Regions from separate parts of the Homo sapiens genome. Here all the other regions are linked to region 1. A link is a loop called in an ENCODE intact Hi-C map of the cell type or tissue named here. Cell type or tissue: Panc1. All regions are shown on one strand. Each heading gives the region's core, and the rest is flanking DNA. Links, peaks and the distances in the headings are about the cores only. Region 1 has its middle 42 kb from the start of LINC00550. Region 2 has its middle 570 kb from the start of LINC02342. Region 3 has its middle 68 kb from the start of LINC02342.

Region 1 (10,446 bases), core at 1,024-9,023:
AAGAATTAATTGCAAAGTTCTGTCTTGGGGAACTAGAGGAATAACAGTTTTGTTACAACTAAGAGAAATGATATGGGAAGTGGAAACATTATTTTGGTGTATATTTTTACAAGGTCTAGCTCAAACATTAGGTAAGGTCATTATGATATATTCTGCTACAGCCAGTTATCCATCTATCCATCCATTCATCCATCCATCCAGTTTCACTGGACTTTGAGAATTTATTAAAATAATACACTGTGCATTAAATGTGAATTTTGTTATTTTAAGGATTCCTTTTACATTTGTGTATGATTTCACCTGTATAGAAATACAGTCCAAATATAAGGAATGCAGATGGTTCAGGCTATGTGGGAAAGTTCTCTCTAGTGAGCATAAGTAATCAAATTCATATTAACATACATAATAAAAATGCAGAATATTTTTCAAAAATATTTCATACTAAATACTATTCTATATAATCAAACATCAGTTTCTTCAGAATAACGATTTATAGTTTCTAGAAAATTAAGTTTTTAAAATTTATTATAACCAGTTTTGTAATTTCAAATACAGATTGTTTCATATAGCAGTCCTCAAAAATATTTGAATTGTTTGATTCTAGTAATTTAAGAAGAATACTTGTAATAAATGATCTGCATTCTATAAGGAATCTTTAGAAGAACTAGAAAACTAGGTTTGAATATGCTTGCTGTTAAAATTAAATAAAATATTTTTTGCACTTCAATTTTTCTCGTTAGGCATAGTGGCAATATATTTATGCATTTTGTTTGGTGAGTTATTGCTTTTGAGTCAGTTTTTCTTATGCTCTCTTTATAATTATTTTTGCCCCCTTATTACAGAAAGCCTTATAATAGGAGAAAAGCACATGCTATGTTATCTGAGAAGAGTGAATTAGATTTTTAACTCAACATATCCTCCATATTTAAAACTCTGTTGGTTATCACCTTTTATCGGGGGAACCGGCCCCCGATATTTCAATGTACGTTCTTTTTTATTTTCCTTAAGTGTCAGCTGGTCTGAGAAATAAAGGGAAAGAGTACAAAACAGTGAAATTTTAAAGCTGGGTGTCCGGGAGAGACATCACATGTCAGCAGGTTCCGTGATGCCCCCTGAGCCGCAAAACCAGCAAGTTTTTATTAGCAATTTTCAAAGGGGAGGGAGTGTATGAATAGGACGTGGGTCACAGAGATCACATGCTTCAAGGGCAACAAAATATCACAAGGCCAATGAGCAGGGCAAATTCACAAGGCCAGGGTGAAACTAGAATTACTAATGAGGTTCCCGGTCCCACTGTGCATGCATTGCCATTGATAAACATCAGGAAACACGGGTTGAGAGCAGACAACCGGTCTGACTAAAATTTACTGGGCAGGAATTTTGTAATCTTAATAAGCCTGGGGGCGCTGCAGGAGACTAGGGCATGTTTCATCCCTATCTACAACTGCGCAAGGCAGACACTCCCAGAGAGGACATTTTAGGGCCCCCCCCCGGGAAAGCATTCTTTTCCCAGGGCTGTTAATTATTAATATTCCTTACTGGGGAAAGAATTCAGCAATATTTCTCTTACCTGCTTTCAGCAATAAGAGAAATATGGCTCTGTCCTGCCTGGCTCCCAGGCAGTCAGACCTAATGGTTATCTCCCTTGTTCCCTGAACATCGCTGTTTTCCTATTCTTTTTTCAAGGTGCCCAGATTTCATATTGTTCAAACACACATGCTTTATGAACAATTTGTGCAGTTAACGCAATCATCACAGGGTCCTGAGGTGACATACATCCTCATCTTACGAAGATGATGGGATTAAGAGATTAAAGTAAAGACAGGCATAGGAAATTATAAGAGTATTGATTGGGGAAGTCATAAATGTCCATGAAATCTTCACAATTTATGTTCAGAGATTGCAGTAAAGACAGGTGTAAGAAATTATAAAAGTATTAATTTGGAGAACTAACAAATGTCCATGAGATCTCCACAATTTATGTTCTTCTGTCACAGCTTCAGCAGGTCCCTCTGTTCGGGGTCCCTGACTTCCCACAACAACTTTGGCACCTTTGTATCCACCAATTATAGACCTTGATAGGTTTAATTTTCCACATAGTATAGTTTTATTGTACATTTTTCTTGCTTTCTTGGTGGCCAGTATTTTGGGGGACTCTTACTAATATATCCCACCTCCTCACAGAATAAAGCATAATACATTCCCTTCCTTTGCCCACAAACAGCCAAACTTGGTGGCACTAATTAGGCAGATCCACTCAAGACTTTGCCTCAGAAGATAGAAATAATGGAGAAGCCACACCTGTTGAATGCAGTGAGGACATCAAGCTCTTGAGTTTCAACTGTTGCAAGACTGACTTCTATTGTAGAATGAATGACAACATTAATCCTTTTTTCTTTATAAATTACCCAGTCTCAGGTGGTTCTTTATAGCAGTGTGAAAATGAATTAATATATCATCTGAAACTTCACATGAAATTTATTTCATAATATTTTGCATGTTTTCTGGCTCCTTTGTCCTACTTGGATTTAAATTAGTTGGACACATTTATGTTGTCCAGCCTCAATGTGTTACTGAGCTCTCCAGATCATTTGACAAATTACTTTCTTTTAGGTTTTATCTAATTTCCTCAAATTAAAGAACATATTATCAACATGTTGAACATCCACTTCATACTACTTTCTGAAGGGTCTATATGAAAAATTAAATTAAATTGGGTTCTCTCAAAAAATTAATATAAAACGAAGTAGATAATTTTTAAGGGAATAAATATGAAACTGGAGTTGAATAGTGTTTTCATTAGTTGTACTAAATGTACTTTCTATAAATTCTCAGAATTTTTATCTATAAAAATAAAACATTAATACCTATTTCATAAAATTGATATAAGAATAAAAGGAACTAATAATATAAAAGATAGTTGGAATGCTGTTTAGTAAGTAGCATTCATTAAAAAATAGTGTTTACTATCAAAGTTATTATAATAATTATTTGGGTTAATTGTGGGCAAGATAGTGGTCAGTTTTCCCTCTTTTTGGCATGGCTATCCTAGTACTTCTCTTAGTCAAATTTCACTATAAAAATTATACATCTATGTAGAACACGTAAGACCAAGAATTTCAAATTTGATTATACAAGTTCTGTAGCTAGCGTCTTGATGAAGAAATACTCTTCTATCTGCATATTGTAAATAATGTAAAACTTATTTTGCAATATTTCAATAAAAAGGTTTTTGTACTAATGACAAGTCTATGATAATGAGAGTAAAAGGGAAAATAATTAAGAAAAACAATGGAGTTTAATGGAGCTTAAGTATTTCTAATACAAGTCACTTTGCTTTAGAAAAATCTGGTATAATCTATTCTCACTGAAAGGTTGAATAACCTTATAATATGTGTCGAAAAGAAAAAATACATAGTAAATATATTGCAGCTATGTATTCAAATCCAGGGACATATCCATATATCAATATATAATGCATATACACACATTGGGATATAGAACAAATACTTTTATATATATTGCTGGATAAAAGCTTAGTGACATTAAATGTTCCATTCAATGAATATTTGATATTTAATGTAGACATTTATCATAGCTTCATTGATGCATTCTCATAGTTTTCTACATTTTTGGGCTTAGAAGAGATTTAATTTTCCTTCCTATTTTATGTTGTCTTTGTGTAAACTTGTGTGTGTGTGTGTGTGTGTGTGTGTGTGTATACAAGCTGGAAGACATAGATATAAGAATATGCATTTGAGAAACTAGGTAGGTATTTATATCAATATAAGTTAACTATAATACCTGATTTTTTGCTATTATCATATTTTATCAAATTAATATTGCTCTATGTGAATGTTTTTAAATATAACACTTCTCTCCAAAAGTTTAAACTAACTTAATTCTGTAAAATGTTAAGTCGTTAAGTAACTGAAAAGTTAATTAATATAACAATTTATTCTTAATCTCTCTCTCTCTCTGTGTTTCTGTCTCTCTCTCTCTCTCTCTCTCTATATATATATATATATATATTTGGAGTATTAACTTCAATTTAAGAATTAAGACTTTAAGAACATTTCTAAAATAACTCCAAAACCAAAGGTAAACCTTTCATTGTACCTAAACGTAATAATATCATTTATAATTTTAAGTTTTTAAATTGACTATATGGTCATGGCCTTCTTTTCCCTAGTTATAGCAAGTATTGCATATATACCTGGAATCCTTTAAACAAATAAAATAAGAAATATATATCCATTGCCACTCCTTCAAGCATGAATAACTTTAAAATACAACTTTCATAAAACTAGTGTCCATACTCTTTTTTATAATTTTTAATATTTTTCTTCCTAGAAAACCTTTAAATTAACATCTTTTGATAAACTGAAATTATCTCAGTTACATTTATTTTTCATAAATGGTGATACTCCTGGTGTTAAAATATGAAGAGGTTAATGAGAGAGAATTCTGGCAGAATAATAGTAAAAAAAATGCTTGAAAGATTGCATTTTGACAAATCAATAAGCTTTTGATGTCACATAATTACATTTTCATTTTGTCCTCTTCAGGTTGGTTATTAACACAGCAGTAGGCTGTCTGTCTGCTCTCTAAGCCAAGGTTAATAAACATGTTTACAACATGATATTTCTGTTGCCTCAGTACAAAATAAGCTCTGTTCTTATTTCTTGACATGCTCTTGTCGCCTTTAAAACATTAATCTCTGGGACTTTTGAAGTGGCAAAGGAAGCTAGGAAACAAATAGTATACCTATGTATATATATATATGCATAACTTTTGCAGGTTGAAAATTCTACAGCAGTTTATTGTCTTGTCTTTCAAGATTTTCTGATTTTCTTCAAAGAAATGTTTATGTTTTTCTAGGTAACCACTGTTCCACATTCAAATTTAGATGTGGAAATATTAATGTTTATAACATAGTTAACTATAAACTTCTACAGCATTTTAAAGAATTGTTTACTAACTACCTGTAAACCCAACTATACTTTCAATACAAATTAATTCATCACATATAAAGTAACATAACTGAGATGAACAAAATTAGTTTTGTCACTTTTTATTTAATTTTAAAAAATAAATTCTAATGAGGGTAAATTAATGGTGACTACTTAATTAAATTGTTAAATGTATCAACAAATACATTAAGTATATATAATTCAAATCAAATCAAAAATAAATTTTAGATACATGAAGCAAATGGATTAAAGTTTTACATTCTGACAAAAGAGAAGTATATTATTCACAGTGACTTTATTTTATTTACAATGAAAAGCTGTAGGTCAATAGAAACAATAAAAAATTACAATTATATTACACAAGGTATCGTAGAACACTCAAAATAATACTTAGTTGAAATTCAGTAAATAGCTATGAAAGATCTCTAAATATTATCCTCAATAGTTTTATAACTGATTTTTTTTAAAAGCATGTTTTTGAAAGTTTCTTAAAAGTTAGATTTTGCCAAGCATGGTAGCTCATGCAGGTAATCTCAGCATTTTCAGAGGCTGAGGCAGGAGGACGGCTTGAGTTCAGGATTTCAGGATCAGCCTGGGCAACATAGTGAGACATTATCTCTACCAAAAAAAAAAAAAAGTTAGTGTGGTGGCACATACCTGTGATCCCAACTACGCAGAAAGCTGAGATGGGAGGATTGCTAGAGACCAGGAAGACCAGGCTGCAGTCAGCTGAAATGGCACCACTGCACTCTAGTGTTGGAAGACAGAATGAGACCCTGTCTCAACAAACAAACAAACAAAAGGTTAGATTTTTGCCTATCACCAAAGATGCTTCATTACTTTTTAGACATAAATATATGTATGCATTACTGGACTTGACTTTCTGCTTCATTGTTGAGGCTATACTATTTAAAGCAATATTTGATAATAAAAATGCTTTTGAACCAAAGAAACTATGTCATGAAATAAGTCATAGAGAGTAATTTTTTTTCTACAGTTATTAAGAAAAAGAATTTCTAAGCACTATTTTTTTTTGTTCAGATTGGAAAATATCTTTGGTTCTTTTATAGGTCATAGTGATACAATCTTTATGTTTTACAAATTCATTTGATCATAAATTACAGTTAAAACAATTTTTTCAAAGAACATAATTGATTAAACCATATGTTTTAATTGAAATGTGAGACTATTGGAGGCTTCATCGTGGCCCCCAAAAAGATATGTGTACAGTGTGAATATTAATTTTTATGGCAAAGTATGTGATTAAGTAATTGAATGAAGGAGCTGGTCCTGGATTATCCAAGTGGGCTAAATTCAATTATAAGTGTTCTCAAAGAGTGAGACAGAGAATTATTAAACAGACACAGCAGAGGAGAGCACAAGGTAAAGATGGTCAAGATTTTATTGATGCAGCCATAAAACAATGAATGAGAACAGGCACCAGAAACTGAGAGATTCAAGAGGAGTTGCAGCCCCATCTACGCCTTGCTTTTGGAGTCGTGGCCTCCGGATTGTGAAAAAAATAAATTTCTGTTGTTTTAAGTGCCAAGTGTGTGGTAATTTGTTACAGCAGCCCTAAAAAACTAATAGATTAAACTAGCATTTTAACTAGTGATAATATTGAAATTAAATAATGATGTGGTTTATAAAATCTATACACTGAAACAATCACAGTATACAAGATCAATGGTAGTGTACTCAGTACACATTATAGTCCATTCTGCTTACAAAATGATAAAAGTTATTACTTGTAGAAGTTGAATCATTCTGCGTGTAAATTTTTTAAAACTTTAGTATAAGTTTTTAAGCTATAATTAATGTTTTCACTATAGAACTAACCTGACATTTTGGCTCCACTCTTGAAATGCGAAAAGTAAGACTTTAAAAGCATTTAAGAAATGATAAACACGAACGAGACTAATTTTAATAATGGGGCATTTTACTCTATAATATGAATTTTATGTTGTAGTCGAGATGTCTCAAATGGTTACAGTACATATTTCCTACCATTTTTATCAGTAACTCCAAATTTTTGACAGTTTTTCAAGAACTTAAAACAACGATTAGTATTTATACCTGTGTTGAGCCTTCCTTTCTGTTTCTTTAATAAACTGAAATATATTCAAGATCATTTGTGGTTAATAGAGTGCTTTTGAATTTTCACATGGTTCATAATATTCGTAATATTTGTGCCAACATCCACAGTGGGGTTCTGAGGCTGGGCAAGGTTTGCACTTTAAGAATGAGCAGAGATTCTCTCACTTTTATATAAGGCTGTAGAACAGCTTGAACATGACTCAGTGAGACAGGCCAATCTTCCTTGATATTCATTTGTCCTTGAGCCCTGTCACTCCATTTGTCAGGCTCGTCTCAATGGAAATAAGTGCCATTCATTTTTAATCGGTTGATATTACTTCTCTCACTGATAATCATCTAGAACGTTGTCTAACTACATGTGTTGCTATGGAGACCTTCTTGTATTCATCACAAATTTTTAATCTTTCAATACATGAGCAATAAAGAAGTACTAGCATTTTCCATGGACTTGCTCCCTCTTCATTTTTATTGGACAACATGAAATAGGATAAGTAAATTGCAGGATTAAAAAATGCATATAGCACATTATGTCCAGGAATTGCTCTGTGAATGAAGGAAATTTCAAAGCACAAATGGTTGCTTGTTTTGTGACAAGTTACAGCAGGCAGACAGCACATAGATTCCAGTACTGCAGCTTAATATGCCCAGCAATAATTCAGAAAACAATAGTTTTTGTTACTTTCACAACCTCTCTAAGAGAGTTTTTTAGATTCACTTGACTTCATAATATTGTTATTAACTTTTCAAATGTGCCAAGATAATAGGAAGCACAGTCCATTATATTTTTAAGCCTTCAACTTGTTTTTATTTTCTGCTTGGGTCTCCATAGCATTTAGTCATGTATTAATCAAATTATTCGTTTCTAAACATTTATGGACTGTTTTGAAACCTCATTCCAGGAAAACTTAAAGAAGCAAAATAGTAGAAGGCAATAGCCCTTGCCATAATTAAGCTAAACATAAAGACCTAAAATACACCAACAGAACTAAGAGCATATTAACATTAAGAGTATTATATAGAAAGTAAAAATCTAGAAAATATTATTATGTCACTGTATCAATAAAATGTAGAATTTCAGAAGAGGAAAATATCTATGTAATCTGTCACAGACACAATTGTTCTCAAGCAAGTGTTCTGAACACGGTTTCCTTTCTGTCTGAAGATTACTTAAAAGTTTTCTTAATTCTCCAGTATTCTCATTACTCCTCTCACTCTTCTTATTTATTAGCTCAAATGAGAAATAGAGTTTACCAAATAAGAACTCCATCAATTTCCTAATACAAAAATTTTGAATTTCCTCTAATATTCAGTAACTTTCCAATCACTTTCTGCTCTTTCCTGCCTGGCACCATAGTTCAATGTTTTTTAAACTTTGGTGCTCATCAGAATTGTTAACCAAAACACTAGATCCAGCCTAGGTCCTGCTGCTCACCACGCAGAAAATCAATCACTGAGACAATGAGTATTACCCAGGAAGATGGCTTTAATGGGGTGCTGTAGCAGAGGAGAAGGGAGATCAGTCTCAAATCCATCTCCCTGACTAAAATTAGGGGTTTATAATAGCAGGAAAGAAATACAACTATGTGTGAGAAAACATGAACTAGGGAGGGGTAAGGAAGCAATCACGAGCGATGAGGGGTCTGGCATCTCATTGTCTGGATGAGCTGATCTGGTGAGTTTATGTTCTTTGACAGTTTTTGGAGAACAAGGGAACATTTCGTAAGGAAGGAATTCAATAAAACAAATAAAAGCTTCAAGTTTTAAGACCAGAATGGTAAATTTCTATGTTTATCCAAAAAATCTGCCTATGGGACTATTGAGTCTGTTTCCGAATCACACGGAGGACTTGTTAAAACACAAACAGCTGCCAGGAGCGCTGGCTCACGCCTGTAATCCCAGCACTTTGGGAGGCCAAGGCGGGCGGATCACGTGAGGCTGGGAGTTCGCGACCAGCCTGACCAACATAGAGAAACCCCGTCTCTACTAAAAAAAAAAAAAATACAAAATTAGCCGGGCGTGGTGGCGCATGCCTGTAATCCCAGCTATTTGAGAGGTGGAGGCAGGAGAATCGCTTGAACCCGGGAGGCGGAGGTTGTGGTGAGCCAAGATCGTGCCATTGCACTCCAGCCTGGGCAACAAGAGCGAAGCTCCATCTCCAAAAAACAAACAAACAAACCAAAAAACAAATTGATTGGGCCTAGTTCTGGTATGAAACTCTCACATTTGCATTTCTATCAAGTTCCTCTAATGTTTTTTGGTTATAGAGAGATTATATATCAATTTTTAAACCATGCAATTATTTTTATATCTTTTATATGTAATATAAAATATGAAAAATATTTTGTTCATTGCTATTTCTGCATCCATAAGTAACTTTTTATTAATAAAACAAGACATCATATTGTAAAATTATTTTAATCAGTAAAAATTTGAAATTATTATTTTCAGATAAAAGAATAAAATATTTTTTACAATATGAGTGCATCTTTAATATTTCCAAGAAATAACATTTTCTTTATTTTCACACTGTTGTCCTAGTTTTCTTGCTTGTAATTTACTGTCTAGAATAGTATATTAGTCTAATTATAAAATATACATGCCTCTTTTTTTTGGCATTCAACCTGAAACTGTGAGCAGAATTCCCTAAAATTATCTGGAAAACAAAGTCAATGCTGTAATCAAATTTATTTTTTAAATAAATATTTGTGATATCTTCAATGTCACCAAAATAAAATCCCAAATTATTCAAGGGGAATTCTAGCTTCCATTGTAATGTCTTCCTTAGCCTTGCAATGAGAACTAACATCTACTTTTGAATTTCTGTATCTCTTTGCTGAGAAATCTAATTCAACATTTTTATTCATTCTGCTAGAATTGATGTTTACTTATCATATTGATCATACTGTGAGCCTCCTGAAGCCCAAATAATATGTCATATTCAGGTCTTTATTCTAGGAATATAATACCTCTACCACAGGATAGGGTACTATTACTGAGTTAATGAGCCAATGAATGAATGAATAGTAAAATAAAATTTAGAAAATACCAGGGAGAAGAAATTTAGGAGTCAAACAATAGAAACTTATCCAACCTTGCATCTTTTTTCAGTATTGGTGAGAAAAGAGACGTTCAAGTTACTGTATTGTTCTAATTATAGAAACTCAATATTAAAAATTAAACAAGATAAATTTATGCATTAAAATAGCTATCAGAAAGTCTGTATTTTATCACACATGTTAGCTATAACTATACGTGTTTATTTTACTTGCTTTTCTTTTACAACATTTTATACTTAAAGGGACTATTCTAAAAACAACTATCTTTAGTTTCCTTGGAAATACATTGTCAAAATCAAGCACTTATTTTTATTCGGAGT
Region 2 (10,446 bases), core at 1,151-9,150, 620 kb before region 1:
CCACAGAGTCTTTGCTTCTAGGTACATCATAGATACATTCTCCAAGAAAAACTTATGTATATAATAGGTTGAGAGAAGTTTTGATTTAAAATGGGAAAATAGTTCTATTAAAGCAATACTCTTTCTTTAAACAGAGTTTCCTGTAGCCCTAAATGTCCTAAAAAATATTTAATCAATAATTGCTAAATTTTTAACTATTATACAACTGGCAACATGAATCCTTGAATCCAGGTGTGTAATTCAGAAATTAAACCCTGATCACAGTTGGAGTTAAGAACCACTCTGGCGTATTTGAGAAATTGCCTCTCTCTAACAGGAAGGAAAAAAAAAACATTAAAAGTATGTGCATTCATATGTATTTGGTAGGCACCAATGGATTTGAGATATAAGGGGAAAAACTTAAATAATATTTTCACAAAGCTAATCTGAAAATGTGCTAGACAGTGCCATTGGCCTGATTAATGAAGCTTTTATCCCATATTCTTCACCTAGAATATCAGATTTTTTGGATATAATAAGGACTGTCTAAGCAATAACAAACTGACTTTTAAAAATCAGAAAAGCATCTCAATAGTTGTTGAGAAAACTGTTGACAAAATTTAATGCCCACTACTGATTAAAAAAAAAAAAAAAAACACAACTCCCGGCCAATATAGAATAGAACGGAGGTTCCTCAACCTCATAAGGTACATCAAAGAAAATTACGACTAACATCATACTTAATGGAATAACCATATTATATGTCATTTCATAATATTTTCGCTGTTTCTTGGAACCATTGTTGTATAGAACATTACTTTTCTTATATCTTCTACCAACTTAGCTTCAAAAATCGGCTCTTCCTAAAACATGCTACTTCCTTTAGAACACAGGCAAAGCAGAGGAGGTCCCCATCACCCAATATTTCATGTATCATTAATTTATGAGCCCTCAGATATTTAAAAATAGCTTTCTGTTGCTTCAGTTACATTTTATCAATAATTACAATTCTCAGGTCTCAGATCGCATCCTTAATGTCTGGCACTTATTTTTGTGGAAAGGAGCAAGCCTTGAGTTTTCTGCTTTTTAAAATAATTTGCATTTTTATTTATAATGGTTATTGAAACTGTTTTCTTTCTTGAAATGTCTAGATTTCACCAAGATAACGTCAGCTTGATTACTAATGCGAGATGTTTAACCTGTTTTCTATTCTACCAGGTTCAATGTTATCACATTATATTTTTCTTTGTCCTTCCTAAGTTCTGGAAGTTGTATGTTCTGAATTGATACTAAAAAATAGTTTATGTTTGAAAGTAGAAAAGAAAGTCTTACCTTTCTTATAAAACAAGATACATATATTCAGCATCATGATCAGACTTTTGTGTTTAGCAATCAACAACATGGGACAAAAAAAATTATATATGAGAACCCTTTGTTGGAATGCTTTACACTTTCTATAGAACAGAAACTAAAATAACTTGTTATACAATTAGTCACAAATACAGTTCCTTGAGTTTTTTTTTTCCCATACACATGAGTATTGTCTAAAACATGTCTTCTTTGTAGCAGTGAGGTCCTGCCACCACTGGGCTTGGCTGACTCCACAAATCTTGTAACTTGTAGCTTCCCCGTCACTTCTCTGGCCCTCCTCTCCTGCTAAACTTTGTTTCCTGACAGTAATTAAAATCTTCTGTCACTGCCATAGCTACTGATGCTACTGAAACCATCATAGCCACCCTAGGCTCATAGTTTGGCAAAGTATAATATTACCCTCCACCATCATAGAGGTCAGAGCTTCTGCCTCTGAAGTTTCTGCCCTTCATGTGTCCAAAATTTGAAGATCGGTTATTATAATTGCCAAAGTCATTATAGCATCCACCACCTCCAAAACTACTCTCACCATTACTAAATCTGTTATAGCCAAGCCTGCTGTCACTATATCCACCATCACCATGGCTGCCACCAAAGCCACCTGGACCACTGAGGTTTTCTCGATAACCAAAGTTGTCATACCCACCAAAACCACCTCCACGGCCACTTCAAGAAAAGTTTTAAGAGCCACTTCGACCTCTTTGGCTGGGTAAAACACCAGCCACCTCTTGGTTCCACAGGGCTTTCCTTGCTTCACAGTTGTGACAATTCACAGGATGGTATTTCTGAATAACAGTCTTATCCAAGGAGTTATGATCATCAAAATGAACAAATGCAAACCCCTTTTCTTGCCACTACCTCGGTCAGTTATGATTTCAGTCACTTCAATTTTTCCCATCCTATTCAAAGTAATCTCTTAGGTGATGTTCTTCAATGTCCACCAACAAAGATCTTCTTTTTAAATAAAATTTATCAAAATGAAGAGAAATGAAATATTTATGATAGTGAATCTTCCCATTTATAAGCACAATAGATTTTTCTAATTATTGTCTCATTTATTGTCTTTCAGTCTACTTATGTTTTCATAAAGGTCTAATATTTCTAGGTGTTTATTTTGTTTGTTTGTTTGTTTTGTTTTTGCATATTGAATCTTTTTTGCTTCAACTTTTATTTTAAGTTCTGGGGTACATATAGAGGATGTGCAAGTTTGTTTCACAGGTAAACATTTGCCATGGTGGTTTGCTGCATAGATCAACCCATCACCTACGTATTAACCGCAGCATCCATTAGCTATTCTTGCTGATGTTCTCCTCACCCCCAACAGGCCCCAGTGTGTGTTGTTCCCGTCCATGTGTCCATGTGTTCTCATTCTTCAGCTCCCACATATGAGTGAGAACATTCGGTATTTGGTTTTCTGTTCCTGTGTTAGTTTGCTTGAGAATAATGGCTTCCAGCTCCATCCATGTCCCCGCAAAGGACATGATCTCTTTCCTTTTTATGGCTGCATAGTATTCCATGTTGTATATGTACCACATTTTCCTCATCCATTCTATCATTGATGAGCATTTGGGTTGATTCCATGTCTTTGCTATTGTGAATAGTGCTGCAGTGAACATATGGATGCATGTATCATTATAATAGAATGACATATTCCTTTGGGTACATACCCAGTAATGGAATTGCTGGGTTGAATGGTATTTCTGCTTCAAGATCACAAAGATCTTTTTTCACAGTTAAGTGGACACCTGGTCTTTGAGAATTTTGTCTTAGGGCAGCAGCTGTCTTTGGCTGCACAACTCTTCTATCCACTTTTTCTGTCCTTGCATTCATGGCTGCTTCTGCCTCTTCCACAGTGGCATATGTGACAAACCCAAAGCCCCTGGAATTCTTGGTGTTTGACTCTTATACTAGTCTGTGAGCATTCTGCCTTGCTCAAAATGGCTCCTCAAACTATCTCATGTAGAGCTTCCATAGCTGTCCAGGCTCTTTAGGAGACTCTGACTTAGACATGACAGCAGTGGAAAAGAGACAACGATGCTTTCCTGGTGGCGTCCACAGGCAGAAAGGATGTTACAAAAGGTTTAACTTTTTGGTCATACCTTTTGGATCTTGGTTTTATATACTAAGGGGATCAGTTCCTATCATATTTTCCAACTAGGCAGGTTACCATTTTTTAAAGGTGAACCACGTATTAGCAATAATTTATTATTTTTGATTTAAAAAATTCTATCTCATAATACCACAGTTACAGGATATTCCTCTGGCATATATTTTCTTTTAGATGCTATTATCTTTATTAATTAAAAATTATCTTGAGAGGCTTTTAGACATTTATGTTAAATTGAATGTTTATGGTCTATTTGTCTTCTTATAGATTGGATAGATAGAAAGATTGGGAAGCTAGTTACAAAGGTTGAATTGGAAGTTAGAATATAAATGTAAGACTCTACTTTAAAATCTGAAATTAACATATTTAGTAATATCATAATTGCTATCAAGTTGAACTATGGGAAATATTATGATCCGTAGTTGGGAATCAAATATTTACTAGTTGTATGAGTTTGATAGCTTTCCTTGATTCTTTTAAGCCTTAGTGCTTAATCTAAAAAAACGGGATAGTAGTATTACAAAATCAGAGTGTTTTGACAATTAGATGATATAATTAATGTAAAATGTGTAGTAGGATTTTAGTGAAGCGTTTTTAATGACAATGGACTATTAGTATTTATTACTTTAAAAATAATCTCATAAATCTTGTTATTCATGTAACTAAATGTAATTACTATTATTTTAGTGCAACCAAATATAGCATTTCTAAATTCAGTTTGCTGAAAATGCAAGGATAAAAGGATAATATAGAAAGTTGCCCAGAGCAACTTTCATCTCCAATTTGCAAATCTATGACCAGAAATCTCAGATAATTGGAACCTTACCACCTGGAAGATTTTAACTCTCCATTAAGGCCTTAAGATATCTAAAGTGTAGGTCAATAAACTGCTGAGCTGTTGTAATTGGACCCTTTAACTGATAATCATTAACTCGGAAGCAGGACAGTCCTTCTTTTATCAAAACAGAGAACAAACAAACAGAAATCCTCAAAACCAAAATCCAAAAACAAAAATGAAAAACCAAAAACTTATAAAGAACTGAAGGAAGGGAAACAAGTGTCTGATTTCCATTTTATCCTCCTCCATTAGGTGGCAGTGTGACTGTGGAGTATGAATTCCCACTAACCCTTTATACATTAGGGAAGATTTCAAATTGTTTCAGTCATAAAAAATGGCTTTTTTTCAGTGAGGTCTAAGAAATTCACAATTTAAAAAAAATTTAATAGCTGAAAGCATGGATCTGGAATTATGAAATGTTTTATTACCCCTCATTAACATAAAATAGCTTAGATAATACTGTGACATATTGTATACATAACAATTATATGCATTACATGAATAAGCATCCTTATTTCCCACACACCATATACATGAGCATTTCTACAACACAAAACTTGAAATTATAATTTCATTTGTTAGTCAGTGAATAACTGATAGAGAAAAAAGATGTGATTTATCTATTAGTCTTTGGTATTCAGAGATTCTTCTGTTTTTTCTAGAGGAGAAAAGGCCTCAAAGAGTGCTGTATTGGCATGGATAATTTTTTTTTTTTTTTTTTTTTTTTTTTTGAGTTGGAGTTTTACTCTAGTTGCCCAGGCTGGAGTGCAATGGCGCGATCTCGGCTCATGGCAACCTCCGCTTCCCGGGTTCAAGCGATTCTCCTGCGTCAACCTCCCGAGTAGCTGGGATTACAGGCATGCACCACCATGCCTGGCTAATTTTTGTATTTTTAGTAGAGATGGGGTTTCTTCATGTTGGTCAGGCTGGTCTCGAACTCCCGACTTCAGGTGATCCGCTTGCCTCGGCCTCCCAAAGTGCTGGGCTTACAGGCGTGAGCCACCGCGTCCGGCCAGCATGGGTAAAATTTTAATAGTCAATTTATAATGTAAACATACTGAGTGATGGAGAAAGAAAACCCCCCCCAAAATAGGGAAAGGAAGTGAAGGGGAAGCATTCGCTTAGAGTCAAGATACAAATTATTATTATTTAATTTTATTAAAAATTCAAATGAGTCTGAGCTAATGCTGGTGGGGGTTATCAGGTGGAAAAGGATGCACAGATATACTTCCTGGGGTATGTAGGTCCAAATCAGGTGCTTTAATAAGGAGTATATAGGCGTATACATGAAGGAAAATGAATTTCTGGAGAATCCAGAAAGAATGAGGTGGAAAATGAATTAAGGGAAGAAAATAAAAACAAGTCAGTTCACACTGATGTTTAGGGTACCTATAGATATATTTGTCTTAGTTGATATTGTCCATCGTATGCTGTTGAAACCCTCTTTCCATAGCAGCCTTATTTATTTATTTGTTTATTAATTAATTAATTTATTTATTTATTTTGAGATGGCGTCTTGCTCTGTTGCCCAGGCTTGAGGGCAGTGGCGCGATCTCACCTCACTGCAACCTCCACCTCCCAGGTTCAAGCCATTCTCCTGCCTCAGCCTCCCGAGTAGCTGGGATTACAGGTGCCTGCCACCCCGCCAGGCTAATTTTGGTATTTTTAGTAGAGACGGGGTTTTGCCGTGTTGACCAGGCTGGTCTCAAACTCCAGACTTCAGGTGATCTGCCTGCCTCGGCCTGCCAAAGTGCTGGGATTCCAGGCACAGCTTTATTTTCTTGTCTACAACTATCTTCTTTATTTTTTTCCTATGGTATTCATCAACTTCTTAATAGAATATAACTTAATTATTGTATTTATTATCCACTGACTACTATAACTGAAATGTAAGCATCAAGAAGCAAGCGTTTTGCTGTTTTGTTCACTAATATATCTGTAGTTCTAGGAAGGATGCCTGGCACATTGAATTCGTTTTCTTAAATCTCATGAAAATTAAAAGTATTTTTATGTAAATATAAAGAAACATGGGTAATTGAAAAATAGGTCATTCTAGAGGAAATGTTTTCTATAAGAAAAATTTTATTCTCAGTTATTTATTGTGAAGCAATGTAATTGAAATTATTTCTAATCAGCTCAGGAGAAAAGTCAATACATTTGAAAAATCTACAGAGATAAATGTGTAGACATTATCTAATGATCTCTGCACTGTTTTGATTGCTTTTTCAGATTTATTGAATTTTAAAATTGTTTTTATTTTTAAAATTAGATACAGTATATGAAAGTTTATAACAACATTAATTTTATTCAAAAAGATTTTTAAGCATACTACCTGACACTTTCATTAATTTTGAAACATGGGTTTTTCTTTTCTTTTATACTCTACTTATTCTTTAACGATATTAGTCTATTTTGTAAGTCAGTACACATTTCAATTCCTGGCCTCAACTAAAGAAAATAGCTTATGCTGGTTAGTCACTCAACTAGAGCTTGGAGTAGCACTCAAATCCTTGTTGAACAAATGAATTGCTAAACACTAGAGTGATGCATTAAAAGCATACTGAGCTTAATGAACCTAGAATAAAATGAGGAGAGTAACCACGATTATTAAAGGTCATCAACAGTTCAGCAAATGTAGAAGCTTGTCCCTATATTTCATCTTTATAACGTGAAGACTTATTTTCACAAAAGGAGTCTCATTAGGTATTCTTAATATGTGTGTAGAGTCATTAGCCTTCAAAATAAAAATTGTTGATAAAGTTGTCACACATAGAAAATCACTTTGAGAGAGCCACGAGCTTGAGAGTATACATATCAATTATTTGCCCAATGAACTAATAATCCCTTGGCAATCTTTCCTTTTTAAATATTTAAAGAAGTGATCTAAGTCCCAATATCAGGAGACGAAAGGCAGAGGATCATGTAGGGACTCATGGTTAGTGGGAGAGACTGGCTAGAATAAAGGAATGTATAACAGATTTTTAAAAATAATAATTCACTTGAAATTTTATTGATATTTTTCTCATCAGATAATACTGTATCAATTTGCAATTTCTGGCACGAAGTGGCTGCCAATAGACGTTTGCGGAACAAATGGGATATGTAAACACATAAGGGGATACAACAAACAAAAATATTTTAGTTGCTTTTCTTCACAAATTAAATGCTACAGAATTGCACATTTTACTTATGAACAAAATTCTTGAATGTATACAGGCATAGTGAATATATTATGCTTGTTTTATTACTAATATTTCATAATCAGTAGTTATGATTAAATTGATAATATTTTAGTTGTTGTTTTGAGAAATTATTTTCTTTTCACTTTTAATTCTGTTATGCTTCATATTTCATATTAATATTGTAGATAATCACTTTATAGTAAAACTATACTAAAATATTGTTATAGGATAGTAGCAAAAATAAACATATAGTGTTGTATATTAAATTATCTGTGCACTCATAAGGAAACATAAGTTCCAAATTGGCACACTTAATTATACTTAAAGAAATGCATGTTTTTTACTGTATAAAATACAGGCACTGTCATTTTAATTCATGGGCTTTTATATCATTCAGATATCCGCAAGTTACTGAATTGTTTTCTTAAATCTAATGAAAAGTAAAAGTATTTTTATGCAAATATAAAAAGTCATAGGTAATTTGAAGATAGCTAATTCCAGAGGAAATGTTTTCTGAAAGAAAAATTTGATTCTCAATTAATTATTACAAGCCATATAATTATTTCTAATCAGCCTTGGAGAAAAGTCAACACATTTGGGAAGTCTAAATATGAGATAAAGGTCCCAGAATGTATTAGTTATTAATTGTTTTACATTGTGGACTCTAAGCTTATGTTAAAAATAAAGATTAACCATGCATGTAATAAAAATCTTTATTGCAAATAGCAGGAATCATTATATGACATAATAATTGTGTTTAAATTATAATTTTCTAAATTTTTTAAACAGAATCCAATTATACTATGGTACAAACCAATGTTATAAGCAACTTAAGTACCTCTTTAGAAACAGGCAATATGAATTATATCTGATTATTTTCAGTCATGTGAAAAGTTATTAATTTTATAAAGCTCTGAAAAATATACAAATATTTCACTTAGATAGATATAACCTATCACTGAGTTATATTAGTGAGCTGGAAAATGTATAAAATGTATGCATTATTTTCAATATAACTCTTTTTTTTAGGTACATTTGGTTTTAAGGAGTATGCAGTTTGTATCTTTGTGTATATGTTCAAGAACACAAAAGTTTATGAGTGAATATGCATGATGCAAGAAGAAAACAGAAATATATAGATTTATTTCAGCACCATTGATCTGATTATTTTAGTAGTTTCACCTGATAACTAATTTACAGTCTGATGTTTTTATGCCAAACAAACAAACAAAAAAACATTATGAGGTGCATTACTGTTCACTGTATAAGTGCTAAGATGTCTCTTGGGATAATTATGAAGACAGACATAATTGGCATGACCTAATCATAGAACACTTAGTGTCCTCTAAGGAGGGATGGAGTTTTGAGATGCTAATAGTGCCTATCAGTTAAGTTTGATTTTCACCTTTATCTCTAACAGATTCATGGAAGACTTCTAAAGGAATAAGGGTGGAAGAACAGTCATAGAAAAAAGGAAAATACTGAAGTGTCATTTCACTACGTCTCTATAATATATTTGACAAAAAAAAGAGTAAAGCACTGCATATATGTCACAATGTATAATACACAAAAGAATTTTTATTGTTGTTTTTAGTTGTTTATTTTTGTTTTTGCTGTACTTTTCAAGACAACATTACTTTAAACAAGCATACCTTCAAACACTAGCAGTTTTACTTCAGTTAATTGATAATTAAAACAACAAACATGTTTTTCATACAGCTAGATAGGCCCTCAAACTTATCATGTCTTAAATTTTTCTACTTTGGTTACACCTTATAACAAGAATTGGACTTTGTACTACCTAAAATTTATGTATTAATACGATACATTTTCTAATTTTTTAAATTCATTTTCTGGTAGCTTTGTTTGTTTGTTTTTAAACAGGATCTTACACTGTCACCCAGGCTGGAGTGTAGTGGCACAATCGCGGCCCACTGCTGCCTTAACCTCCCACGCATAAGCCATCCTCCTACCTCAGCCTCCTGAGTAGCTGGAACTACTGGCACATGCCACCTCACCCAGATAATTTGTTAATTTTTGTAGAGATGAGTTTTTGTCATGTTGCCCAGGCTGGCCTTGAACTCCTGGGCTCAAGAAATCTGACCACCTTGGCCTCCCAAAGTGTTGGGATTACAGACGTGAGCCACCATGCCCGGACTTCTTGTGTAATTTTTTAAAAAAATGTTAATGATTAAAGTGCTAATGCTATAGGGACTTTAAGGATGATATTTAAGAGACTCCACAGTAAAATATATCTAATTTCTCAGTATTATTTTTTATTACTCCAGTGGTACACCAAGTTTTTAATGTAACTCACAAATAGAGTACATTAAAGAAATATAACAGAAAAAAAAAAAAAGAATCCACATTAATCTGGAAAGGGTAACAAAATTAAAGACTATATCTAGAAATACCCCAATAATTTTTGGTATTCCAATTGGTTAAAAACTTCTGAGATTTGCAACATGATGAACAAAAGTATGTTTTACAAAAGGTTTAAAAATAAATGCTTCTTGACTATCATGTTCAAACCACTTCATTAGAAATTTAGGACTTAAATAGTATTGAATATTTGAAAAATAACACATCATTTTGAATTGAGTCATATTAAATAAGCAAATGCATTTTGCCTTTGCTAATCTTTTATGTATTTTTTCTATATAACTAGATGTACATATCTATGTAAATGTTATCTATATATATATATATTTTAAACCAGAAGCTAGGTTATTTTTTAACCAGAATCTAGTTGTTTCACAGATATTTTTTCCCACCAAGTAATAGACATGTTGAATAATAAAACATATATTATGACATGTTAAAATGTGCACTGGAAAGAAAAATATCGAAGTATTTAATTTCCTTTATAAGAGATACAATAATGGATGTTATATCTTTGAATATGAACAGAATATATTCTATCTTTAAAAAATACTAATTGATTACTGATATATTTGTGTTAATTGATT
Region 3 (10,446 bases), core at 1,642-9,641, 120 kb before region 1:
TCTTGAATTTTCCTCACTTTCTCGGTAATTGTTATGTGAATTTGGAGGATATATTTATCATACTTTCTCATAAAATGTGATTACATAGAAAAGACAGTGTGTTGACAATTTAAACCAAGAATAATAAGAAATATTAATAAAAATAATAAAATTTGAAACAGTGGAAATGAGCAGCACTAGATTTGATGGGAATATTAAAGGATCAGACATTTTGAAGCTGAGGGTAATTACTTTATTTGAGTATAGGTTAACCCCCATATGCCAATTGCTTTTGCCCAACATACCTGGAACATTAGTTACTAAAGAGAAGACAGGGAGATACTGTAGATATGCGGTGAATTAAGTAAATGATAACTGCTTTAATAGATACTTGAAATCTCAATGGTTTAACATAAAAATATTTCAGGTGTAGGTCAGATTTCAGTGGGGTGTTCCTGGTCATACTGTTTCTCAGTGTGATTACTCAAGGGCCCAGGCTCTTCATACTTCTGGTTCCACCTTGTACAAGTTATCTCTGTTCAGCCCACTGTAGGAAGACACGGAGAGTGTTTATACCTAGTATACATGATTTCCACATACGTTTCATTGGCTCAAATGCTTAATTACTCCAGCTGCAAAGGGGGTCATGACATATGTACTGTAGATATGTGCTAAATAGGAAAAATATATTGAAACACTTGGCATGTTCTGCCATATTCCTGTTTATATATCATTTAGTACTCAAAAGAATGTATTACAAGGAATAATATTGATTATGACATTTATTATAAGGATTTGACTTAAATTATTATTATAACTATTAAAAAACAGGTCATTTCTTCTGTGTTTTTTGCTGTCCTGAAGTCAACCAATCAGTAAATTGAGAAGTAAAGATGAATATTAAGTCGGGGAGAGGAATGGGAAACTGAAACAAGTGAGAACAAGGTAGAATGCACGTTGTTTTCAAACCATCACCAAGACTACAACTTTCAAGATGCTAGTTACTTGAAAGAGAAACTGGCCTCCAGCTGATACCTGGCTCTGAAAGGACTGAATCAGAAAGATCTAGAGGGTCTGTGGACCCAGCTGCTCCCTCACATCAAAAACCAGAGTTGATAAGTTAACTGATTTTTAAAATAAATAAAATTTGTCACACAGATAATTGAAGAAATATCCCTTATGTCTTTGGAGTTAAGATTCCATTAGATTTTGCATCCAACTTAAAACTCAGAATCTCCAGTAGGTGCATAGTCTTACTCTATTTTCTTGTTCAAGGCCTGTAAACAAAATTATATGTTATTTACTCACAATGGACTCTGTTAAATTACCAGGAAGACAATGACAAGGATGGCTAATCAAAGACAAAATAACACACAATAAACACTTTTGTTTGGACATGGAGAGAAAAGCCATCACACCACTGTCCCCAGTCCAAAGCAATTTTAAATTTGAGAAGTCGTATGTTTAAGGAAGTTGATGCAAGTTTCTTCAATCTTGTCTCTGAGAGAACTCTTGGATCCTTTCCTCGATGTTCCTTACCCCCATACTGAAGTCTGTTCTTCCCTATATATTATTCTCCGTGGCTTCACCTGAAGTGAAAGTTGGGGAATATGCTTTCCTTTGAGCCATATTTAGACTTTATGTTCTATTTTCTGTTAGAGAATTACTGTTATGAAGGTTTTATCAATTCTCAACTTTCTGAGCAAAGAGCTAGGATTTTAAATTGCTTAGCTATATAATTCCTTGGTGCACAAGTTCTGTACACCAAGTAACCACACATAGATGTTGTATCTGACCATAAAGCCAGGTATCTTATATATCTTTGTTTCTTCTCTCTCATGTCATTTTCATCAATTTAATGACATTTTTTGAAACCATCTGAAAGGGAGCTTTGTTAATCTGAAGTTGGATACAAAGTTGATTTACTTTATCTAACTCTAAGAAGTTTCACAAAGTTTTTGTTTCCCAAAGGCCTTTTTAAAGTGTTGTTATAGTCATTTGATTATTTCACTTTTTGGATTTAAGGCCAGTCAGACTTTTCAAGCTAAAATGCCTTTGACTTTAAAATATCTCTATTCCTTGCTCTCCACTTAAAAAACATAATTATCTTTCCTAAGTTGGTTTAATTATTATGATAGATTAAATAGTAGCTAAAACATTTCAGATTACTTTCAACAATTTCTGCTAGTGATACAGCCTCAGTGAACACATTGTTTGCCTTGAAAATCATTATGGGAGAGAGTTTTGCCAATCTTTGATGAGGTATAAGACAAATCTCTATCCGTGCATCCAGAAGTATTTGCTCTGTTGCCTGCTCCCTCCAGAATACTAAACCAATGGTTCTAACCTGCCAAGAAGGCACCTCAATATTAGCATCAATTTCTGTGTTAATTACACAAGTTTTTTACAGATAAATTTTCAAATCTTAGTGAATTAACCCTTCAAAAGTCATATTTGCATCTCATAACAGTGCAATGGAAGAGTTATTGGTAGGGTGGCTTTTTCTTTTTTCCCCCCCCCTTTTTTTATTATACTTTAAGTTTTAGGGTACATGTGCACAATGTGCAGGTTTGTTACATATGTATACATGTGCCATGTTGGTGTGCTGCACCCATTAGCGTAGCACTAAGACCTTCTGCTCAACAGCGTTTAAGAAAGGTATCAACAGTTTCTTTGGCTAGGCATCTGCTCAATGGATGTGATTATTTTTGTTGTTCTGCCATTTGCTAACACCCTATGGTCTTCTGATAGATCCTCTCCATTTTATTGGTAGATATAGAGAAAAAGACTCTGAAAGGCACAAACTGTAAATTTTAATGGGCCAGGTGTGAAGGAGGGAACAGCTTCTGCTCCAATTCAATTGATGTAAACTCATTTACATGGCCACACCGAACTACAAGGGAACCTGAGAAATCGATTGGAATAAAATGCCCAGGTTGAAAATAAACAGGTTTTAGCAAGCACATGGTAGTCTCTAACACAGAATACAGAATGAATTCTTTGATGACCATCTAGGTCTTAATAAAAGAGGAGAGTCATACAATATAAATGTTATTATAGTATGTTGATAGTTATGTTAGACTCACAGCTGAAAACCCTTTTCTTGGAGCCAATTAGTTCAATAAGCGTGTTAAGAAGGTGCTTTGAATCATTAATTCAGCGTTTAAGGCAGTGAGATCTGTGTGCAGTAACTGAGTCAAGTGTTGCCCACAACTGCAAGCTATTACCCTTATGGCAACCATGAAACAGATGGTCTCACAGGGCTGATTGGATCCTTCCAAAAATGCTTCAGAGGGATAGTTTTATGTGCCAATAATCAACCTCAAAAATGACTGGTAAGATTTTCCTACAGGGTTATTCCCTCTTGTGTGATATCATTACAGGAGCCTTACTCTTAGAATTGCTTGATGATGAATCATTCTGTAATTTCTTTTCTTCTTATATATGATATGGTTGCACTTGGGCCAGAGAAAGGCATTGCTTTGTGGTTTCGGGTGCTAATCAATTCCAAAACAGATGTTAGGCAAAAGACAAACTCAGTGAGAAAAAGTTGATAATACTTTATTGCCCAGATTTTATATCTTCCCCCAATTCTATTTACAGGTAATACATAAGCTATGATCAGATATCTGTAAATGGAATTATAAGATAATAAAACAGACCAGCTTTGTTCATGCATCACTCTTGAAATAAAATATGAATAGAATTCTCTAAGCTGATCAGATGAATAGATTTGTGTTCTAATAAGAGTACAACTCTGTGGGTTGGGCACGGTGGTTCACGCCTGTAATCACAGCACTCTGGGAGGCCGAGGCGGGCGGATCACGAGGTCAGGAGATCGAGACCATCCTGGCTAACACAGTGAAACCCCGTCTCTACTAAAAAATACAAAAAATTAGCCGGGCGTAGTGGCGGGCGCCTGTAGTCCCAGCTACTCTAGAGGCTGAGGCAGGAGAATGGCGTGAACCTGGAAGGCGGAGCTTGCAGTGAGCAGAGATCGCGCCACTGCACTCCAGCCTGGGCGACAAAGCGAGACTCCGTCTCAAAAAAAAAAAAAAAAAAAAAAAAAAGAGTATAACTGTGAATATCTTACAACTCTTATGTTGATCAGATCAATTTCCTTATCACTTGAATAAACATTGTGTCCAGATAGACTCTGCACTATTAACAAGTTATCTATGAATATTTCATTAATTCCAGCATGACTCATAGTATATAAACAATATCATTTGATATCAGTCAAAGTAGCCACCTTTAATCCCCAGAACACTGGTGGGTAAGACTGGCATACGTAAAGGGATCCTCCTCTCCAATTTTAGAGATAAGTTAGTTGAATTGTAATGTATTCTATGTATTTTTCATAAAGGGATAGACCAAGTATAAGTAACCAGATAAATCTGTAAATTGTTCTGTCTTCTACCTTAAGCTTATGCCATAGTTCAACACAGAAACACCATGCTGTATTTAACAAGCACCTTATTAAAATGAATTATAGTTGTTTCCTTGTTACCTGTGTAAAGACTGCAATATTAATACTATAAATTTTAGTTTATAATAACACCACTGAAGTTTTCATATCACCTTATGCATTAATGTAACACTAATTATTAGGAATTTACCATGGTTCTTATTAACTTCAACATTTTTTGCCTTTGAAAATCTAAGTATAATTAATTTGTATAATTAATATTTTAAAGCTACAGGTAGTTGGTATACTGCATTGATTATAGTAATAGTGTATTAATATTGGGTACTTTAAGAGTCAGAATGTCAAAAGGCACAAAGTAAGGTTTTCAGTTAATTGCCATACAATGTCTCTCATGGAATTCAATAAACTTGGAGGTTTTGCCAACCAATTATATAAGAACTTCAGCTCCAATATTTATAAGTTAGAATTATTTAGAAGGTAAATATTGTGTAAAGGTAAAGTAATGCTGACAAATAATGACAACTAGTTGATTATGAATCTTTTTGGTGGGTTCATGGTAAAGATACAGTATGATGGTTTAATGAATAGTGTATGATGGATTTTTTTAAATCCATAATGACCATCTTGCCAATTATAATCACTTTGGGAACTGGGATCCAAAAGAGAAAGCTGATCAAAATATGAAAGTGTGTGCCATTTTATTGCAAAAATAAATAAAAATATATTATTTTCAATTTTCAGTGGTGGGATACAGGACAAGAGGAAACATACATGAAGTCTGCAACTCACTTCTGGGTGGTCACAGTAAAACCCTCACCTGCCCACTTATCTCTCTTTTACACATTTCTAGTAGATGCTAATGATGCAACATATAGATATGCAAATTTAACTAACCTTACGAAAACAATTTTGTGCTTGTCTGTTTTAAAAAAGCAATAAACAATAATACATAAATGCTATAATAAATTCTGATTCTCAGTCCCAATATCTTGTCAGAATAGCTCCTTCCTTGATTGAAGGGGCTGAGGTACTCAGTTGAATAAATGAGCTAACTAGTATAGGAAGGGCTATGCTTTCTGGGACCTCCAGAGGTCAGTCTGTTTCTTTGTCTTTTCCAGCTTCTAACTGCTGCCTGTATTCCTGGGTTCTTTACTCTTTCTTTCATCTTTAAAGCAAACAATGGTGAGATGAGTCCTTTTATATCACACCATTCCAACTTCTTCCATTTGTAGGAGTTTGGGATTACACTGGGCACACCTAAATATTTCAGAGTGATCTTTCTAATTTGAAGTCCGTTGCTTAGCAAACTTAATTACATATGCAATCTAAATTTTTTTGTAACGTAACGTATTTACAGGTTCTGAGAATTAGGATATAGGCATCTTTGAGAAGCCCTTATCTCATTCCCTGCCTACCATAGGTACCTTTTGCTATACATTTTCCAACATGAATAGACTTTGAAACTTTGAAATAAAATCACCTTTTACATTTATGATTCATTTTATGGGTTATGAAAACTGTGCCTGACTAACCTGTGACATGGACTGCAATTACAAGCCACTGTGAAGTCAGTGAAACCAAAGTTTAGCAATAAAATATTTTAACTTTTAACTGAATGTATAGTTAATTTAACTCACATACATACATGTATACACACATACATACACACTCACATACACATGTAATCTGAAAACAGGAGAGACCTGTCTTACTTGTATGTTTTATTTGAATATAGAAGTAACAAAACAAAAAAAAAAATGTGTGCTGGCTACTAAAATAGTCTTGCAAAATTTGTTCTAGTTTTTAAATTGCTTTTATTTTACAAGGTTATGATTCTCCTGCACTCTGAACAACTCAATATAGTGTTTAGGTCTATTATCTATTTGTAGTCATAATACTGCAGGTGCAACTGCCAACCTTCCAGATCAGAGTCACCTTGGTTATAAGGGCGAACCAATTAAACTTAGGAAAAGTAAGCCAGCAAAGTGGTATTATTAGCTTTGAGATAATGATGAAAAGTTATAAAAATTAGTTGAGACTTTTCAAAATAATGATACTTGAGTTCAAAATTTGGTCAAAGTAAAAATAAACTATTCCTTTACAAATAATAGACTATAGTATTGTTGTCAGATGATTTTCAACCAAAAATGTATCTCACCATAAAAAAGAACCTTCTTTTAAATAACTTTTTTCTATCTAAGAGCACATCCATAACCTGATAAACCACAAAACCTGGGAGAGATATACATTAATTTAATAAGTATTTAGCAACTTTAAATTAGAAACTAAGATAATTCCTGAGGTAGAAATAGTCTTTTTTTTTTAACTGAAACTAAGCATGCAAGGTATTCATGCATATTACTAGAAACTATTTAGACGTATCTTGTAGTTCGTATTATTGTTTTATAGAGAAAAATGTTGTATTAATCCTATTGATTAAGACATATGGGAAATTATATTGTGCGGTACCCACAAATTTGTTACGTCTCTGATTTCTATTCTGTCTTATTTAAATTGAAAAACAAATAGAAATGAGAGTTTTTATCACAAATAAAACTTAGTTTCTGTGCCTATAGTATGTACATGTGTCTCCTGAAGAAACACTGTTTTCTGAAGAAACACTGTTTTCCAGAAATTTACCTAAAATAATTATTTGGCTGGGCTGTTTACTGTTATTTGCTTTTCATTGACAGATATCATTTCTTCTAATATCTGTTGTATGGCATTGACATATTTTACTACTAACACTATCCAATCTCTTATTTTTAGATCTAACTATAATGACTGCATTAGATACATTTACATTAATTTCCTGTTGTATAAAAATAATATGGCAAGATAATTACAGTGTTTTAAATAAACAATAAAATGCATTTAAATATATAAAATACAATGTGGGAAATATTTAAAAATCAATTTAATTAAACTTTAAAGAGTATATATATATATCTCTATCTTTCTATTTTTGAACTGGAATTTTTTTTTGTAATTAGAAATTATACCTTTAAAAATCTCTAAATTTCTGGGAAACTAAAACTGAAAGAATGACAGTGAGACCATGCACAAAATAGAAAAAAGAGAAAATTACTTGCAATGACTATAATTTTGAACTTCTTGAAATTTAGCACTTCAATATTAGTTCAGTAAAATCTGTATTATATTTTGCAAGTGCTAGGTACTTTCAATTTTAATTTTATGTGTGGTCAACTAACATGTGAAAATACATGGCTGTGCTTTGGTCAAGGATAGGCTGAGGTAGGATGTTTACATCCTGCGTGACTCAATGAGTCTAGAGCGCAAGAATATAACTCCACTTGTTAACATAACCATGTAGACATAACATAGAGAAGTTCACCACCATAGCCACAACATGGGGAACACCATCACTTGTCTCTAAGCCACTATTGTCTGTAAAAGGTATAATTGTCCTGTTGACACTGTACAGGGGTACTGGCCCCCAGAGAAAGAGACAGTCAGAGTTGTCTGTGTTTGCATACGGACAGAGGGGAGCCAGGACACAGCTCAGCTTGATCATGCCCAGAGAGAGAAAGAGTTAAGCTTCTGACCCTGAAGGCAAGGGAGAGCCGGCCATGCAGCTGTGTGTGGGGGCCACCTGACTAAGCAGCTAAGACAGGGCAGATAGTGTGAGAGAAAGCTGTTGATGACAGCTGCTGCTGAATAAAATCATTTTTCACCTGCCTACGCCCCACCCCGAGTGTTCTTTCTGCTCATCTACGTGCTCCCTCAGGACTTCAACATGACCTTTGGTGTAATTGTGAACCTGACAACATGATAGAAAAATTCACAGGACAAAACTGATGAATTTGCATTATTTCACAAAGAGTTCTGTGTAGATAACTCTTAAAATTTATCAACAAACAATACACACACACAACTTGCTAATAAGTATGATCAAAGATCGAAGTGTGTTCTTTTTATGAATCTAAAAGTAAACCAAAATGTGAAACTAAAGGTTTTAGAGTTAAAGTAACTCAGATATCCTCATCACCTGTGAACCGGATATAAAACTTCAGAAAGTCTCATAACTTTTCACTTTCAGGATTGTGTTCCAGATGGCTCTTCTGTCCTCCCATTAAACAGGGAGATTGCAGAATGCAGGCCGTCAACTGCACAAAGTATTTGTTGTTGTTGTTATTTGTCCACTGATGTATGTTTGGATAGAGTGCGCTTGTTTTATGTACAATTGGGGAGCAGATGTAGGTTATAGTAGCTCCTTGACCCAAACCCTTAGTAACTTGCTAATGCATGTTTGGTTATTTGGGTATGGTATGGGCATCGGCATCATATATTTGTGCAGAGTATATAAGGACATGATTTCTATTCTGGGTATAGTGTATAACAAATATATACTTTCTAGTCTTCTGAGTCATTCATCTTCTAATCAAGATCCATTCACCAAAGTATTTTCAGGCATTCCTACACAGTCTTGCCTGGGGAATGCTGCTGGGTCTGGGGTTTGAGTTCTATTTATAAAGCACGTGGTGAAACCACCTAAAACGACAACAAGTGGGGTTTCACTAAGTTTACAGATTATATCTTATAAAATGTTTTGTGACTGCTTGTCAATTTGTATATAATAAATATCTCTATGAGGTGCAGAATTTGGCGTCAGACTTAGTTTCATGTAATCTGCTATTGAGGTTGTGGAATAGAGTAGCTAATATTTTCCACATCATGTTTTTGACAGCTAATGCAACCAATCACTACAAAATATAGCCTCATTTTTGCATAATTAAGTTGATTTAAATCAATTCACAAGAAAAATTGAATAGTTTATTCGTGGGAATAAATTATTGAAAGGAACCCAAACACCCTAACAATAAATACAAAAGTCAGTGAACCCATGAAAGCATGACAGACAAAATAATGAATAATCATCTTCTTCTGAGCAAGGATCTTAGAATTTTAAAAATATAAAAATTCGAGCAAAGTCAGTCAAATGTTCTCTTTACCCCCAAATATTCTACATTGCACTCTCCAATTTTGTGTAATACTAGGAAAGAAGTATTTCTTCAATACAATTCATTTACATGGATTTCTTTTTTTAAAAAAGAGGGAGTCTCACTTTGCTGCCCAGGCTGGAGGGCAGTAGCAGGATCACAGTTCACTGCAGGTATGAACTCCTGGGATTGAGGAATCCCCCAGCTTCAACCTCCCAAGTAGCTGGAAGTAAGGGTGTGAGTCACTGTGCTACACAGATTTTTTTTTTTTAATTCTTCCTTGCTCACTTATATCTTCATGGTATTATAGCTAATGTTAAGAATAATAATAACATGATAGTGCATACTGATTTATATGTATACAAATATGTTGTATACAAACATAAGCATTTTTTTATTTCAAAGCATTTTTATTTGTTGTGTTTTATTTTTGTTTCTCTTAAGGTCTTGTACCTCTTTTGATTTGGGGGCCAGTTTTACTTCTAGCTTTCCTTGAGGTATTTATCTGAGGAAGAGTTTTAGGTTGGTCTTACTACATCTAATATGACATTGAGAGATACAGAAAGTCCTCTCTAAACTCAAAATCGTTCTTAAACTTCCCCTTTTCTGTTTCTTAAATTTATCACATTTCCTATCCCTAACATCACATGTCCTTATTTACATAGAAATTGGTTTTACAAATTTAAAATATAATCTTATAACTTAATTCATTTTCATACATTTCCTAATGTATCTAATCATCCTCTGCATAATTAAGTAAAACAGCTTACAACATTCAAGTAGACCAAAGAATACTCAAAAATAAATAAATAAAAGAAACAAAGGTAGTTTTGGATTAGTTACTTTACCTCAACTTTTTCATCTCCTTACAACTTTGAAATAGAGTCAGAATAAACAAGGGCCAAGGTAACTACTTTCACTTGCTTAATTTTGTCAAAATTGTCTCTAAATAAAAGAAATTTCCCGTGTTTTTCAGCTTTCCACTACTTTAAATAAGAGCAAAACTGAAAGCCATTCTTCTCTAAAGGTATGTGCCATGTGTTTGAATTCAAAAGCTTTAATTCAAACCTATTACTT

Evidence for each region. Peaks named below come from ENCODE experiments on the same cell type or tissue, not always from the same donor. Only the 100,000 strongest peaks of a DNase experiment are listed, where the experiment ranks them.
Region 2: a loop joins it to region 1, with 4 times the contacts of the local background. A loop is called at or near these places in 30 of 110 quality-filtered maps.
Region 3: a loop joins it to region 1, with 2.4 times the contacts of the local background. A loop is called at or near these places in 6 of 110 quality-filtered maps.

What each region holds. Positions count from the first base shown.
Region 1 is chr13:68,921,903-68,932,348 of GRCh38, forward strand. No RefSeq gene overlaps it. Among named protein-coding and RNA genes, the nearest start is that of LINC00550, 42 kb to the left of the region's middle. In Panc1, for the core only: CTCF peaks have their summits at 5,686 and 5,888; a DNase peak (open chromatin) is centred at 5,719; H3K27ac peaks cover 1,987 bases.
Region 2 is chr13:68,299,943-68,310,388 of GRCh38, forward strand. It overlaps the pseudogene HNRNPA1P18. Among named protein-coding and RNA genes, the nearest start is that of LINC02342, 570 kb to the right of the region's middle. In Panc1, for the core only: CTCF peaks have their summits at 4,554 (motif pointing right) and 4,757; a DNase peak (open chromatin) is centred at 4,549; H3K27ac peaks cover 563 bases.
Region 3 is chr13:68,805,364-68,815,809 of GRCh38, forward strand. No RefSeq gene overlaps it. Among named protein-coding and RNA genes, the nearest start is that of LINC02342, 68 kb to the right of the region's middle. In Panc1, for the core only: CTCF peaks have their summits at 5,496 (motif pointing right) and 5,702; a DNase peak (open chromatin) is centred at 5,503.